Regions from separate parts of the Homo sapiens genome. Here region 1 is linked to region 2. Evidence: chromatin loops called from intact Hi-C (ENCODE). Cell type or tissue: heart right ventricle. All regions are shown on one strand. Each heading gives the region's core, and the rest is flanking DNA. Links, peaks and the distances in the headings are about the cores only.

Region 1 (5,383 bases), core at 64-5,063, 130 kb after region 2:
CAATTTTCTCCACTGTCTTTCTATGCCATGAAGTGACACATCTCTGCCTGCCACCAAGCATGGTTCCTCAGCAATACATTGAGTCATGCCTGGTGACAGTATCCCCAAGGCCTGCCAAAGGCACTGTTGGCTTTGGACGCCAGACGGCTCTTGGCTCCTGGAGCTACTCTTTTACATGCCAGTGAGTGCAAGGCAGCACTTCAGACATGGGATTCTGAGGTCTGATCTAACATGCAGCATCAAGAAAATATATTGTAAAACAGAGGACATAGTGCTACACTAAAATAGCATATTCTGTGAATCCAGTCGTGCAAGTGACAACGTACCAATTACATTCAACTATAGCTTTGCTTACTTTTTAAAGTTTCATGTTAAAATGGTAAAGATTTACATGGAAACAGTTCTCTCCAGTGGACTGTAAGTCCCATGAGTGAAGGAAATGGGCTTGGTGTTCCCTTGATGATGCCTCAGAGTGCATCATAAGCACACCCAGCACAGCTCCGGGAGTGTTCTGGAACGCACCAACAGTGGAACTCTGTGCTGACCCCAGCTGTCATTCTCGGAGCACCAAGAAAGGGCAGTGTGGCAGTGCCTCCAGGAACATCATCCTCACCCTTGGGTTCTACAGCTCCTTCCTAGGCAGCACAGCCAAGCTCTTGCTTGCCCTCCTCCCCAGCTCCCACCCACCCCTCCTCTTGCCTGGCTGAAGGGAAGCATGAGCGCCCTGTTCCCAGCAGCTTCCCCTAAGTGGCTGCCTGACAGCCCCTGTTCAAGCGCCTACAGCCAGGGGTGACAGGGCCTGTGCAGTCACACCCCATCAAGAGCTGGGGGCCCACCCAAGCCCCACCCAAGGGTCTCTGTGTGTCACCTATCCATCTGGTGAGGGTTTCCCACTCCAAAGAAAAGCCCTTTCAGTCCGTTCAGCTTGCCTCTTAAGCACAGCTTCTGTCATACCAAGAGGCTATTAGATGCCATTATGTTACATACCATGGCATAGCACCTAAGTCACAGGCATGATGACATCAGTGTCAAGTAGAACTGTGCTCAAATTTAGTCTCCAGCTAGCTGGACCGGACTGTTCAGATTTCCCAACTTCTCTAGTCCCTAATTTTGTAAATGAGTAAAACAGAGGAGGTGATGATGATGATGTTGATATTATTTTCATAGGGTCCTTTACTGTATTAAATGAAATAATACTAGCAAGCCACTTGGTACTATCTAGCAACACAGAATCTCTCAATACATAGTAGCTGTTATGAAGTTTCCTCTCCACCTCCCATGTTCTCTTACACATCCTGTAGTACAGAGTATGTACTTTTGTGCATTTTTCAAGTTATGAAAATGTGCTAATAGCATGTTAGAGCACATGTCAATCATTCAGATACTAAACAGGTTAATCAGTTAAATAGATTAATTCTAGGTATTCCATTAGTGCAGAAAGCAATAAACTAAAAGAAACCTAATAGAGCAGCAGTATATTTTTAAAAGTGGCTTCCATGTTGAGGCTTGAGTGTCCATCCAACACGATCACCTCCACATTACACAATAAGAACTCATTAATACTCAGAAAGATTAACCTGAGCTACTACAAGGTCTGTATTGGTGAGAAAAAGACCCAATTTTTTTTTTTTTGAGGTGGAGTTTCACTCTTGTTGCCCAGGCTGGAGTGCAATGGCACAATCTCAGCTTACTGCAACCTCCGCCTCCCGGGTTCAAGTGATTCTCCTGCCTCAGCCTCCCAAGTAGCTGGGATTACAGGCATGCGCCACCACGCCCAGCGAATTTTGTATGTTTAGTAGAGACGAGGTTTCTCCATGTTGGTCAGGCTGGTCTCGAGCTCCCGACCTCAGGTGATTTGCCTGCCTCAGCCTCCCAAAGTTCTGGGATTACAGGTGTGAGCCACCACATTTGGCCAAGACCCTATTATTTCAAGAAGACCTTTTAAGGTACAAATATTCTTGATGCTTTTCTATGTGATATATTGCAAAGGAAAGGGGATGCTAGTGACCCCAAAATTCAGCAAGCCAAAATGCCCTATTTTGCAAGGTTTTATTTTATCCAGACTTGATTGAATTGAGTGAGTGAAGAGTGTCTGTGGATTGGAAGATTTCTGGCTATGTGTGGTTGAACTGGCATCCATCACAATTCTTTTTCCTGTGTCCTCCTTCAAGACCATGTCATTAGTCTTTACCTATGGTTTAGGCCTCAGAGTAGGGAACATAAAATATATAATCAAAAGATAACATGCTCCACTAAAAGCATTTTTTCATACTATTACATTAACCCTGAAAATACTTCTATGAAGCAAATATTAATATGCAGAACTTACTAACTTCCTTTGATTGCTGGAGAGATGAGGAGCAGTAAGTAGTTGAAGGGCCACTGAAATTTACAACATGAGCTACTCCTGTCTCATTAATACCAGAATTTGGGTCTGTGGATGCCTCATCGCCTCTTTGCTATCACATTGCCTTTGAAGGTTTGCAAAGAGCTGCAGTTCTGACTTCCCCTTAAGCTGAATATAACTGACTTAGGGGAGAATGACCATTTCAGGGAGGGTGTGCTTCATCTCCCGAGGGGAAAGCACAGTAGCCCATTCACTGTGCTGATCCCTGAGTGACTCATAACGCAGCTGCTTAGATAGATTTATGGCCAGTTGATGGATTTAAGGGCTGTTAGCTCTTTTGTTTAATTCATATTAATAAAGAAGGGGGCTGTATAAAAATTTACTGTTGCATGGAGAGAATCTATGAAGCATCACAGCACAAAGATTATTATGTCTTGACAGCTCAAGAAGTAGAGTAGAACCATGCTTTCTTTAATCAGGTTTTGCAGTCTTAAAAGCAAGCATGCTTTGTTGGAATTTACCCATAAAATTTGCAGGACAAACTAAACTCCAGCAATTATGTTAAAGCCCTGTTCTCTTCTTACCCACCACCACCACCACCACCACCACGAAATTACTTTTACCGCCAAGACATAATGTCTGTGTGTGTGTGTGTGTGTGTGTGTGTGTGTGTGTGAGAGATGTGGCTTTTTTTTTTTTTTAGATCAGACATAAACACTCCAAGGCTGAATTCTGGCAAGTTCTTTTGTCCAAGTTCTTAATTTATGCTGACATACAGTGTGCATACATCAGTTTACAGCTACTATGGAGAAATCAAATCCTGATGATGTCATATAGTGGCATAAAATTCTTAAAGAACATCTGAACTTGCAAGGGACAGGATTCATTCTTATTTTCTACAGAAGCTCTCTTCAAGTATTAGGGGCTAGCTGGGTTCTCAATGCATAACACTGAATATGAGATGCATAGGAAAGGCATCTCGTTTGCTACGTATTTGCCATGTTTTAGGTACAATGTCTATCTTATTTTACTTATCAACACAATGACGGTTCAAGGTATGATTAATGAGGAAAATAAGACCAAGAGAGGTTAAGTAACAATCTCATCAAGGTCACCTTGAGCAATTGTGGTAGGCAGAATTCTGAAAATGACTCCAAAGATTTTATGCTTTAATCCACAGAACTTGTGAATCTAATGCAATATCACTCCCAGGATTATATCATGTGGCTCAGTTGACCTTAAAATAAAGAGACTATCCATGGCTCTAATTTAATCACATACATTCTTAAAAGCAGAAAGTGTTCTCTGCCTGCTACTCAAGAAGTCAGGGAGATTCAAAGCATGAAATGGTTTGATGGATGTCCCTTGCTGGCTCTAGGATAAAGGGTAAAAGGTCTATGTGCCAGAATAAGAGATAGGCCTCTAGGAACTGAAAATGAATGCAAGCAAGGAAACAGGGACCTCGGTCCTACAACCAAAGAAACTGCATTCTGCCAACCACCTGAACGAGCTTGGAAGTGATTCTTTCCCAGAGCTACAGATAGTGAACTCCTTGAGCATGAGGTTGTTGGCAGAGAACCCAGCTGGGCCACACCGGACTTCTGACCTATGGCAATCGTGAGATAGAAAGGGGTGTTTTTTGTTTGTTTGCTTGTTTGTTTTGTTTTTGTTTTTTTGAGATGGAGTTTCACTCTTGTCACCCAGGCTGGAGTGCAATGGCATGATCTTGGCTCACCGCAACCTCCGCCTCCCGGGTTCAAGCGATTCTCCTGCCTCAGCTTCCTGAGCAGCTGGGATTACAGGCACGTGCCACCATGCCTGGCTGATTTTGTATTTTTAGTAGGGACGGGGTTTCTCTATATTTGTCAGGCTGGTTTCGAACTCGCGACTTCAGGTGATCTGCTCACCTCGGCCTCCCAAAGTGCTGGGATTACAGGCATGAGCCACTGCGCACGGCCAGGGGTGTTGTTTTAAACCACTAAATTTGTGGGGATTTGTCATGCAGCAATAGAAAGCAAATATAGCAAGGAAGTGGAAGAGCTGAAATCCAAATGCAGCTCCACTTGGCTTCAACCAAGTGAACAAGAAAACTTCCAGCCTAATCACAAAACTGACGTAAATAGGTTAATACAGAATAAAGAACTAAATCATTTCCAAAGCAGAATAGCACGGTGAGCTCTTAGTTTGGTATTTACCTCCACCCCAATCCTTGATGTCATCCTCTGGAACAGCCGTGCTTCTGCTGCTGAACCTCTACTCACCACGATTGCACTCCTGTCATTACTGTTACCTTCATTAGGTCATGCTTCCCAGTTTTTCAAAACATTTTCAGGTTTGTTATCTCATTTTCTCTTCACAACAACTCTGCAAAGCCGACTAGACAGGAATAATTATCCTTGCTCTCTGGTTGAAAAAGGTGAAGAGCAAGCCATTAACTAATTTTTCTAATAGTCACCAAGTCACTGAATAGGATAGCCAGGAACCAACTCTGGCTTTCCTCCAAGTACAATCTTTCCCTTGAGATTATTAAGAAACCAGGCTGGGTGTGGTGGCTCACGCTTGTAATCCCAGCACTTTAAGAGGCTGAGGTGAGAGAAAGTGAGATCCTGTCTCTACAAAAAATTTAAAAATTAGCTGGATATGGTGGTATACACCTATAGTCCCAGCTACTTGGGAGGCTGAGGCAGGAGGATTGCTTGAGCCTGGGAGGTTGTGGCTGCAGTGAACTGTGATCATGTCCTCCAGCCTGGGTGACACAGCAAGACTGTGTCTCAAGCAAACAAAAAAAAGAGGCCAAAGCTCAGAGGAATGGAGCAGCATGCAGTGGGTCATGTACCTACTGGCCTCATAATTCCTGGTTTCCCCACGCACCAACTTGGAATTCCTCTGTGTCATCTGACCCTACCTTCTCTTCCCCCTGGAGCCCAAGGCTCAACTCCAGCACCACAGCCTTCTTCCAAGCACCAGCCCTCTGGCTGGGGTCCCTCTTCACACAAGCCCCCAGCCACATGAACCGTCTTCGCAGGAGCTTTGCCC
Region 2 (5,383 bases), core at 88-5,087:
TTGTCATGCTCCACCTAGTCTTCCACACTGGCCATCACCAGGTGCTTCGGAAAGACTGAAAATACCAAAAATGTTCATAAATATACAAAGTTAGCTCACCAATTTCTTCTGGGAGTGTCTTCTGGGCTATAATGGCTGCCCACTTTGCAACCTGAACTATGAGGCAGTTTTTGCTCATGTAACTAGCTCTAGTTACAGAATTCTTGTCTAGCAATTGCCATTATGCATATGAAATTATGATTTTTAGAAGCCATACTCCAACTCTGTTACACATTGAACAATGAGAACACATGGACACAGGGAGGGGAACATCGCACACTGGGGCCTGTTGGGGGGTGGAGGGCTAGGGGAGGAATAGCATTAGGAGAAATACCTAATGTAGATGATGGGTTGATGGGTGCAGCAAACCACCATGGCACGTGTATACTTATGTAACAAACCTGCAAATTCTGCACATGTATCCCAGAACTTAAAGTATAATAGAAATAAAAACATACCTTGTATTAATGTTTAGTTTTGGTTCTTTTTTTGTGGTCTGATATATGGCAATAGCTCATTATTATCTAAAGCTAATATAACTGTATTGAAACTAAATTACGTTTACTTGTCTTCACAGTGTGAGAAGAAAAGACACTTCTATCCCCTCCTTTGGGAGAAAATATCATGAAGTTTTTCATTAGTTAGGGAGTTAAATGCATGAAGAAATACAGAAAGCATTATCTTGTAAGTGTTGCCATTTTGATAGCCAATTAGTTAGTTTTAAAAATGAGAGTCAAGTCAACATCTCAAGCTCAATTAGAAAAATTTTCTGAAAGTGTTTGTTCTAAAGATTCCCTAAAGAAAAATATTTTTGGCTCAAGTGAAGGTAGGGCTGTAACTTTTTTATATCTGTATTCCCTATCACTGCCAAGACATGATAGATGCTCAGTAACTGCTGAACTCAATAAATTGTTAAGAATTAGTGAAAATCTTGTTTTAGAGACTTGCTCTAAGAGCAAGAACATGGACTTTGAAGTCCAGCATGCCTCAGTTCAAAATAGGTCTCTCTCGCTTGCCATAAGACTGGGCAGCTGAATTATCACGTGACGTCCAGTCTCCTCATCAGTGAAAGGAGAGCAAAAAGATGAATGTCTCTGGGCTTCTGGAGACAACAGTCATAATGGATGTTGGGTACCCAATGCAAAGAAAAGGAGGCTATAGTTAGGAGGATTATAAGATAAGGTCTTGACCATCATCATCAGAAAATGAGTTTTTCTCTAACAATGACAATTAATCCCTCCTTCCTTCCTTTGTTATTCTCTCTGTTGGTATTTATTTCTTGATACTTAGTTCAATTTCCTGCTTTACGGCAAAATATCGAACCTATTGGTCTCTTTCTGATGTTTGATGAGGGGCCCCACAGTAATTATTCATTCTAAACATCACGTAGGATTATTGAGTAAATGTTCATATGGAAAGTGTGAGAAACTGGGTTAAATGTGTTTTGGACCCCATACACTCTGGGAGATGTTTTATTATTTGTTTACTTTTTTTCAAAAGCAACATTATCAGTTTGACTCCTTTAGATTGCCTAACTTCTTTCTTCTAAAAGTAAGGGGCAGAAAACAATTAAGTCAGTGATCTTATTGGTGAGTCTGGGGAGCACAGTGGACATACCAGCTTGACACACTTCTCAGGAATAAGCTGTTGCTTTGTAAGTGGGTGAAAAAGGCTTCAACCTGCCCTGGTGCCTAAGAGGCAGAATCTCAGATAAGGGTGGACGGACCATGCAAACAGGTGCTTCACACACAAATCACAGGAAAAGCCTCTGGATGTGAAGTGTGAAAAGAACCGCTCACCACCCAGTGGCCTTATCAGTGACAGTGGCGCGTGTGCATGCACACAGGGCTCTTTGTGGGCCATCCCGGGGGCGTCTTTGAATTACCAAGGACAGGACACTAGCAGAAGGGGTCGGCAAACAGCTTCTGCGTTCTTGAGCTGAGTTGGAAGGATGAGAGGTTCAGAGGTAGCGGAGGGGAAAAGATGTTCAGCTAGAGAGGAGTTAGGAGGCTTTCAGCACTCTATCCCTTTACGAAGGCTTTGTGCAATATGACTGAGGGACGTTTGCTCGCACAGCTGACTTTCTCATTGCTTGATATACAGTTGCGGATAAACCTGTCATCAGTGAGCTAATGAGCAGGCCCTTGTGCTGCTGCCTAGCACAGACAAGAGCCACAGGCACACCGTGATGCCTTTGGAGCCTGTTTTTTCCAATTGAGGCATTTGAAATATGTCCTGCACCATGGAACATTAGTGATATTTTGAAATGAAAAAAGGAGCTGTTTCTCCAGCTCAGGGCCCAGTATTGGTAGATTGGTAGTAAGGCTGTTTCCTGTGATCCTCAGCAGGCAGGCATGTTGCCTGCTGGGCGTTTTCCTTCATATTTCATTACATCTCCTGGAAACGATCTTGCCCTAGAGGCCTGGTTGTGTTTGAAGAAACATGGTCCTTAGATCTGCAGCTTCAACACCGGGAAGCATCGCTCCAAGTAGTGGGGCTAGAGGAGCGCTCTGGAAAGCCAGCAGTAGAACATTCCTCCGTTTCCACCGAGACAGGCCTCTTAGAAAGGCCAGCCTCCAGGCCACACACTTGCTTGGTCCTGGAGTCACTGAAGGCCTCTCTCACTGGTTCAGTGTTCCTTCCTCTAGGCCAGGCTGTTTCCACACCTATGACCCGGTGTTAAAACCAGGCCCATGTGTGACCGTGTGGGCCACAGAATATAAAGTAGACACCCCGTTTTTTTGGATTGTTTCCTAATGTTCATGATTCCTGGCAACTGAAAAGTGCTTCCAGGGACAGGACTTACGGTGGGGCGGAAGAGGGAGGAGAGGAAAGTGATGTGAATACTGCTGACACCGTGGAAAGGCTGCTGGGAGGGCCCCTGAATCAGCAGGAGTTCACCTTCCTTCCCGTCCCGCTCTCCAGGCCCCAGTGCTGGGGTCAGCAGTTCATGCATAAGAAATCAGGATTCTTTGGAGCAATTCATGCTGCCAAATGCACACTGACATTCCAGGCCAAACCCCACTCCGCATTTGAAGGTCACTTGGCCTGCGTCAAGCACACTTGACAATTGCTCAAAGGGAAATGAGGGAATTGTTTTGTATAAATGAGTCAACTTACCTTCAATGAACACCACTGGAAATGAACCTGGCAATGATAGACGAGTTTGCATGGCTTTACCTAAGCACCGTCATAAATTATGGCATGTATTATGTACCTCTCAGCTTATGCTCTATGTCAAGTATGGGGAAGAAAATAATACAGTCTAGGCAATTTCAGCAAGACTGGGGTCAACTTGTTAGGAGCATGTGTTCACATGTCAGTGACCTGCAGTAAGGAAAAGAGAAATGAACATAGTCCAAGGTGGGAGGTAACCAGCACCAACCTCTTCCTTCCCCCCATATGGCCACCCTTGGTGTCAGCTTCTCCTAGGGGTGGCTGGCCACCTACCTCTCAGGGGGAGGTGGAATTAGACACCCAACGCACAGCACTGTGGACACTGGCAGGAGGCCTGGGACAGGCTGAGGGGATAAAGAGGTACCCTGCAGAGCATGGTTAACCTGCACCAGGGACAATGAAGAGTTGGATATGCAGATACCTGGATAAACATTGGAAAATACACTCAGTTTGAGAAAATATTTACAAGCGATTCAGGGAAGAGGATGAGTCCATGATGCTGTGGGTAGTAAATTAACAACCATATATATTGTATGCTGAGACAAAACAGGATTGGGAGAAGTCATTTTCATATAAGAGAAAAGTGGGTTTTCCCCATCTTTTCCAACTTGTGCTGCAAGCTCCAATGATGCTGCTGGAGAAAAACTTATCTCATGGAGTTGTTGGCTACTTCGTATGGTGATACAAGGTAGAGGTAACCTCAGACACTCTTTCAGCCCTTTTATGATCCATGTTAACTCCCTCCATCATGAAACTGGCAAAGGGATTCACAATCCTCACTGGGTTCTCAAAAACATTTACCACTTAGACATAAATTTTCACCTGAAGTCAGATTACATAGCTATATGCAAAAAGGAAGCAAAAGATCTTTACAGTCAGTTTCCCACTAATCCCCAAGACATGCTCGGTAGGAGGGCAGGAAGAATAAATCCAACCTCGACATCTGCAGAGAAGCCCAAAGCTCTGCCAGAGACCCCTTGGGGTTGGCTGCTGCGGTCACCTGGTGGCCCTTCTGCCTGGCTTGATGGAAACGTGTGCACTCAGTCTTGGGGCTACAGACAACCTGATCCAGAAAAAGAGTTCCTGCCAGCCTCTCCTTCTCTCCTCGTCCAACCTGGATGCACAAGACTCCAAGAAAAAATAAAAATTAAATGTTCTTACCTCACAGCAGTTGAGGATTCGTGGTATAACTTAAACCTCACCTGGAAAACCAGCAGGGAGAGGGTCGGTGAGTGTCTATCTCTTTTGACTTCTAAATCTGTGCCTTACCTTTTAGTCATCCTGCTCGATGCTTGGCACTGGAAATGGATTCCCTCGATTGTGCCAGATACCCACAATGCCATAGGTGTGTGTGTGTGCATGTGTGTGTGTGTGCGTGTGCATGTATGTATGTTTGCATGTGTTATACATGAGTGCATGCATGCATTTGTGTATGTGCACATGACCTTGTGCATGTATGCAAATGTCGGGGAGCCAAGGCCTGGCGCAGAGGCTCATGCCTGTAATCCCAGCACTTTGGGAGGCCGAGGTGGGCAGATCACCTGAGGTCAGGAGTTCGAGACCAGCCTGGCCAACATGTTGAAACCCTGTCTCTATTAAAAACACAAAAAAATTAGCCGGGCATGGTGGTGCACCCATGTAGTCCCAACTACTCAGGAGGCTGAGGCAGGAGAATCACTTGAACCCGGGAGGCAGAGGCTGCAGTGAGCTGAGATTGCACCACTGCACTCCAGCCTGGGTGGTGATTGAAACTTCGTCTAATAATAATAATAATAATAAATTTTTAAAAATTATATATATATATATGTATATATAATCAGGGAGTCAAGTTTGCCTTCGAGATGCTGAGGAGAGAGTGCTCTAATCCCTCCCTGGTGTTGCCCTGCTGGAAAGAACTAGTGAGAGTGTGGGGAGGGGGAGGCTGAGCATCATCAGGGAACCTGAATGAGGCCTGGCAGTGCCAGCCAGCTTGTAGGAGGAGAGACAAATTCCTTCTAGGAGATTGCACTATTGTGGGCATGAGGGGGAGTGTGGACATATACTCTATTGTTCGAAGGGGGCCTGGAGAGTAATTGATCAAAGTCTCTTTGGGTTGAGAAAAAGGCACAGGCTCATGGCTCGTTTGCTTAAAACCACGCTAGGAGAAATCTATGGAAATTAGAGATCA

Evidence for each region. Hi-C counts contacts between places; a loop is a spot of excess contacts. Peaks named below come from ENCODE experiments on the same cell type or tissue, not always from the same donor. Only the 100,000 strongest peaks of a DNase experiment are listed, where the experiment ranks them.
Region 1: it touches region 2 in a loop (2.4-fold over the local background); 2 of 110 quality-filtered maps call a loop at or near these places.

The regions. Positions count from the first base shown.
Region 1 is chr6:150,579,666-150,585,048 of GRCh38, forward strand. No RefSeq gene overlaps it. Among named protein-coding and RNA genes, the nearest start is that of PLEKHG1, 18 kb to the right of the region's middle. In heart right ventricle, for the core only: no CTCF peak of the experiment used is centred there; no DNase peak of the experiment used is centred there.
Region 2 is chr6:150,450,040-150,455,422 of GRCh38, forward strand. No RefSeq gene overlaps it. Among named protein-coding and RNA genes, the nearest start is that of IYD, 84 kb to the left of the region's middle. In heart right ventricle, for the core only: no CTCF peak of the experiment used is centred there; a DNase peak (open chromatin) is centred at 2,932; H3K27ac peaks cover 2,696 bases.